2 separate regions of the Homo sapiens genome follow, and region 1 is linked to region 2. The links are chromatin contacts, found by Hi-C in ENCODE. All regions are on one chromosome and are shown on one strand. Each heading gives the region's core, a stretch centred on a gene start or an enhancer-like site at or near the end of the contact. The rest is flanking DNA. Distances are from core to core; before and after follow the strand shown.

Region 1 (3,322 bases), core at 741-3,240, 120 kb before region 2:
TTTTAGAGAGCCATTGTTCTGCTGATTGCACTCCCTGATGTTCAAGTCCAACTTTAACTCATAAGCTCCTTACTCTCTTAAAATGGCCCTAGGTTGATAGTTTGGTTCCAAGACTTATAAGGTGTGTGGATAATGGTAACAGCAACAGCAATAATTACAGCAACCATACACCAAGAACATGCTATGAAGCAGGCACAGGAGACACATGATATCATCTGATCCCTGTAGGACCTGATGGAGTAGGCATCATCATCCCTATTATAGATGGGGAAACCGAGGCCTGGGCAGTATAAATAATGAGCCCAAGGTTACTCGGCTTTTAGATGGCAGATTCAAGATTGGAACTATAGCTTGCCTGACTTTAACGACTTCCGTCCTGACAGCAAATGACTAAATAGCAAACCTCTACCCTGTCTCCAAGTCAAGCTTCCTCTGAGCAGAGATTTTAGATGAGGAATAGAGATGATGTCTGTCCAATGCTTAGTGCAAAAGAGAACCCAAGACATGGAAGTTTAGTTAGGTAGCTTAAAAACAATATTATTGGCCTGGCGCAGTGGCTCATGCCTGTAATCCCAGCACTTTGGCAGGCTGAGGTGGGCAGATCACCTAAGGTCAGTAGTTCAAGACCAGCCTGGCCAACATGGTGAAATCTCATCTCTACTAAAAATACAAAAATTAGCTGGGTATGGTGGTGGGTACCTGTAATCCCAGCTACTTGGGAGGCTGAGGCAGGAGAATCACTTGAACCCAGGAGGCAGAGGTTGCAGTGAGCTGTGATTGTGCCACTGCACTCCAGCCTGGGTGACAGGGCAAGACTCTGTCTCAAAAAAATAAAAAATAAAAATAATATTGTTGCCTCTATCTCCCCTTTCCCTTTCCCCTTCTCTTTCCCTCCCCTCCCCTCCCCTCCCCTCCCCTCCCTTCCCCTCCCTTCTCCTCCCCCTCCCTTCCCCTCCCTTCTCCTCCCCCTCCCTTCCCCTCCCCTCTCCCTTCCCCTCCCCTCCCCTCCTCTCCCTGGCATCTTTTAAAGTGGGTGACAATGGGGTAAGGGTTTAGATCTAGGCTCTAAGTTTAGGCTACCCAGGTTCAACTTCTAATATTGTCACATTAGCTGCTTCCACTTGGGTCCACCTCACCCCTGTAAGCCTCAAGTTCCTCCTCATTTGTAAAAATCGTAGTGTGATACTATCTGCCTTGCCAAGTGCTGGGTGGATTAGAAACAATCATGCATGCATAGCACACGGTAAACGATCACTATTAAGCCACTCCCACATGTCCATTATTGAAGCAGGTGGTGTGAACAAGAGAGGCATGTATGGTCTTTGTTCACAAGCATCTCTCCCTCTCTCCCTCAGCCTTTCTTTCTCTGTCTTTTACACACACACACACACACACACACACACACACACACACACCAGTTAATGACATCAAGGGGGAAGTTAGGAAAGATGAAAAATTGGAGACCAAGACGGTCATAACATGGTTCTAATTTGTGGTTAAGAAATTCATGAAGGAATAGGTCAATGTGTACCCAGAGAAAGGAAAGATTCACTTATGAAGAACGTGGGAGTGAATCACAAGACTGTCACTGTCTGCAACCCTTGAAGGGGCCCCTTGACCATCTTGCTGGGCGATTTGAATCACCAGATGTGGTCTACCACAGTGTCTCTCATGCCGCTGCTCACATATGAACTTCATGATTTTTGCCATATCTCTTGCTGCCTTGTTTAGTGTTGACTTAAGATTTTTCTTTCATTATTTGGATATTGACTACACTGACATAAAAAGGAAACTTTATGTCACTATGGTAAATGGGAGGCTGATTTTCTTGCCACAGATAGAAACTGTGAAAAAAATACATACCGTTTTTTTTTTTAAAGAATGCTTTTTTTAAACTTTTTTTTTAGGTTCAGGGGTACACGTGCGGGTTTGTTATATAGGTAAATTGTGTGTCATGGGGTTTTGGTGTACAGATTATTTTGCCACCCAGGTAATAAGTATAGTACGAATAGGTAGTTTTTCCATCCTCTCCCCACCCCACCCTCCACCCTTAAGTATATATGTGTTCATGAAAATACACAACTATTAAAAGTAATACAGCCAGGTGCAGTGGCTCATGCCCGTAACCCCAGCACTTTGGGAGGCCGAGGCGAGCGGATCACCTGAAGTCAGGAGTTTGAGATCAGCCTGGCCAACATGGTGAAACCTCGTCTCTACTAAAAATACCAAAATTAGCCGGGCGTGGTGGCGTGCGTCTGTAATCCCAGCTACTCGGGAGGCTGAAGCAGAAGAATTGCTTGAACCCACGAGGCAGAGGTTGCAGTGAGCCAAGATCGCATCACTGCACTCCAGCCTGGGCAACAGAGCGAGACTCCACCACAAAAAAAAAAAAAAGAAAAAAAAGTAATACATAATGTTGCCGATAGCTCTCTGAATACCCTTCTGTATCCCACCAGTGTTTGGTATAACATACTTCAGGGTGCACCACTCTTGCAGAAAAAGCTGAAAATTCTGTATCTTTAGTTATTTGATTTTTTTTTTGTTTTAGAAATGGGGTCTGGCTCTGTCACCCAGGCTGGAGTGCAATGGTGCCATCATGGCGCACTGCTGCCTGAATGTCCTGCACTCAAGCTATCTTCCTGCCTCAATCTCCCTAGTAGCTGGGACTACAAGGCGTGAGCCAACACGCTGGCTGGATTTCTGCATCTTTAGGTTCTTAATCCTTAACCTTTTTGCTTCTCAGTTTCTCATCATTAGAATGGGGCTGTTTCACTGTGCACAGTGTCTCACACCTGTAATCTCAGCACTTTGGGAAGCCAAGGCGGGAGAATCTCTTGAGGCCAGGAGTTTGAGATCAGCCTGGGCAACAAATCAAGATCTCCATCTCTACAAAAAATTTAGCCAGGCATGGTGGTGTGTGCCTGTAGTCTTAGCTATTGAGGAGGCTGAGGCAGGAAGATCACTTGAGCCCAGGAAGTTGAGACTGCAGTGAGCTGTGACCACACCACTGCACTCCAGCCTCGGCAACAGAGCAAGACCCTGTCTCAAAAAAAAAAAAAAAAAAAAGAGTGAGGATGTTTATAAAAAGAGTCATTATTATTGAGAAATGACTGAGCTGAGCATTTTGCACCCATTCGTTAATATAGCCTTCATAAAGTTTCCATAATGATGTGGTATTATTGAGGTGGTATCTATGAGGCCACCGAGGCACAAAGAGGTAGTTTTGTTCTGTCACACAGCTTGTCACTGCAAGGAGTGCGAACCCAAGACCATCTGAACATGAAGCCTTGACATCCTGCAGTCCTGCCTCTCTGTGCTAGCC
Region 2 (3,045 bases), core at 364-2,863:
ATCAAATTCGTGTACTTGGGATATTCATCACTTCAAATATTTGTCTTCTCTTCATGCTAAAAACATTCGACTTATTCTATTCTAGCTAGTTTGAAATGTACAGTAAACTATAGTCACCCTCCTGACCTATCAATCAATAAATTCTTAAATGCAGATTTGCTCATTCAGAAAGCATGTGTGTTTGAAGACTTTAAAATTGCATACTGCCAAAGCGCCACGGTGGAAACAAGCTTCTTAGTGGTCCAGGTAGTTGATTAAGAAATTATCTAAGACTTCAGAGGGAAATAAAATAACATGAAAATATAAAACCAAGAAATCTAGATTTCCATTGTCCTCTGGCATCTTTTCTGAGATGGAAATTGAGTCTGGATAACACAGATATAAAAATGTTCCACTTAGCCATTTTTCTTCCTCTTTTGGGGAAGAGAGAGGCAATGTTAATTTCAGCTGCTTATACTAATTGAACCAAGCCGGGTTGGACCAATTATCCAGTGTGATACTCTCTACTGTAAATCACAACATCACTACCTGTTTTACTACCCTGTGGACATAACCTCAGGATACTTAAGGCTCATCTCACACGGGGGTAGCAGAAGTCTAGCCCAGGGCCTTAGCATGGTACATCATCATTAATCCATAGTTATTAACTGATGTGGAGATGTTACATTTGTAAGATTAAATAAAGCATTGTCTGTTGTTCACATAGGGGGAGGGGGGAAAGAAATCTATCTAAGAAAGCAACGCACACTTGCTTCCCATATAAAGCTAGTGTACATTTTCTCTTTTCTCCCTCAGCAACTCCTCTGCTTGAGGGGTAAGTGAATTTGTCAACTTGAGTTCCAATGGCAAGTAAAATGTGGGTAGAGAATTAAGCAATAAAATGTTCTTCTCTTGTTTCCCTTTTGGCAGCAGGCTTTGCTTTGGGGATAGTCCTAAGGACACATGAGTTGGCACACTCTTAAGTATAGTTCCCTTATGTGTGATTTTTTTTCTTTTCTTTTTTTTTTTTTTGAGGTGGAGTCTCGCTCTGTTGCCCAGGCTGGAGTGCAGTGGTGCGATCTCGGCTCACTGCAATCTCCATCTCCCAGGTTCAAGCGATTCTCATGCCTCAGCTTCCTGAGTAGCTGAGATTATAGGCGTGCACCACCATGCTTGGCTAATTTTTGTATTTTTAGTGGAGATGGAGTTTCACCATGTTGGCCAGGCTGGTCTTGAACTCCTGGTCTCAAGTGATCCTCCTGCCTCAGCCTCCCAAACTGCTGAAATTATAGGTGTGAGCCACCACGCCCGGCCAATATGTGTGATTTAAAATGGAAAAATACTGCTGCAGGCAGAGTGAGTGAAGAGTGATTCCCAGGGTAAGCCACACTGGGCAAAAGGGATTTGTGGAAGATTCTTCTGTTCCATGATTAGTTCCTAACAAGCACAACCTTCCAGACTGGTGACAGCATTTCACATTTACTAAAGGAAAAATACCCAATGTTACGGAAAACAAACAAACAAAAACAAAAAACAAACAAAAACCACACCAGAAAACCTGCCTTTAAATACAAAAAACTAATAATCCACAGCCTAGAACACATTCGTCATCTATTTAACAAACACTTCCCCAAAGCGAGAAAACAGTTTTGAATGCTGCCAGAATTAGGTTGCAGACTTTCTAAGAATTGTTTGGCCCGTGCAAAGAAAGAAAGAAAAAGTCACATGCTATTCACTGACTGTTTAAACACTTCTCTGTTTCTGTTCCTCACCCAGTTGTGATTTTCACTCTCCTGTCTACTTTCTATCTCAAAACTCTGTTTATTTCACTCAGAGCTCTTTCTAAACTCTGGAAGTGTTTGCTTGTTAATTCTCTTTCTTTTTTAAATTGTTGGTCTCTCCACTAGAAGGAAAGCTCCCATGAAGTACACTGTTCTACCTGCTGGGGAATCTAAAATCATTCCTGGCACAAAGGAAATACTCATATTTGTTGCATGAATAAATGAAAGTATCCACTTACTTTTTTTTTTTTTTTTTCGAGACAGAGTCTCGCTCTGTCATTCTCCTGCCTCAGCCTCCCGAGTGGCTGGGACTACAGGCGCCCGCCACCACGCCTGGCTAATTTTTTGTATTTTTAGTAGAGACGGGGTTTCATTGTGTTAGCCAGGATGGTCTCGATCTCCTGACCTCGTGATCCACTTGCCTCGGCCTCCCAAAGTGCTGGGATTACAGGCGTGAGCCACCGCGCCCAGCCTCCCACCCCTTTTATATATTGCTTAACACTGGCTGCCTGATTGACTCTCAGGCTGGAATGACAGATGGTCATCTAAGTAGCTTCAAATTCTGATAAGTGCTATGAAGGATGAAGGAAGTAAAGTGGTCCATGATGGGTGTATTTACTTGATTCTCAACTGTACCCAAGAAAAATACCAATGCAAGTGTTATGACGAAGGACAACCTACATGGCTGCGCTGCTGGGAATCATTTGGTGAACTGGAGAGTGGGTGCCCCATCTTAAGGGACAGTCACAACTCACATTCTGTCTGGAAATATAGGGCAAAACTACCCATTATGGGGAAGTCTGAAATATAGAATTGTATTGACATATTATTGCTTTAAAATATCATCAACTTTGTTAATTCAAAAATATAATTAATTAATTAAAATATTATTTAAAACACTATGTAGGCCAAGTAAGATGCATCTCTGGCTAGAGGCCTTCTACAGATGGCTAGTTTTCAACTTCTGGTTTATGTTTTTTATTTTATTTTACTTCTTCAAACCCACAGCCAACATCATACAACTTCTGGTCTAAATGCCTAGCTCAACGTTCTCTAGAAGAACCATTCCTTGGAAAATTGAGCTACCTTGTTAGAGGCCCAACAGCTACATGGATGATTAAGTTTGAGAAACACTTGGTTAAACAAAGTGAAACAGGCGTGCTTGCTGCAGGACTTCTCAGAGCCTTTAGTAGGTGGATGTCCATTGTGAATCTTCAGTAGAGACTATAAAGCAAATAGATTTTCTGAAACTATTCCATAGCAGAGCCCTATTTCTAGGCCCATC

The links. A loop is a pair of places that touch in the nucleus more often than their neighbours do. Pooled maps may share reads with other maps.
Region 1: a loop to region 2 is called in a map with no recorded cell type, with 10 times the contacts of the local background. The contact joins two enhancer-like sites. A Hi-C loop is called at or near these places in 3 of 37 single-sample maps with no recorded cell type and 4 of 50 pooled maps.

The regions. Positions count from the first base shown.
Region 1 is chr20:53,891,846-53,895,167 of GRCh38, forward strand. No RefSeq gene overlaps it. Among named protein-coding and RNA genes, the nearest start is that of BCAS1-AS1, 22 kb to the right of the region's middle. Within about 2 kb of position 1,991, at least 7 of the 41 ENCODE cell types and tissues checked have a DNase peak (open chromatin) inside an H3K27ac peak, as active enhancers do.
Region 2 is chr20:54,016,403-54,019,447 of GRCh38, forward strand. The region is part of intron 4 of BCAS1 (brain enriched myelin associated protein 1); the gene reads right to left. Among named protein-coding and RNA genes, the nearest start is that of MIR4756, 51 kb to the right of the region's middle. Within about 2 kb of position 1,614, at least 3 of the 41 ENCODE cell types and tissues checked have a DNase peak (open chromatin) inside an H3K27ac peak, as active enhancers do.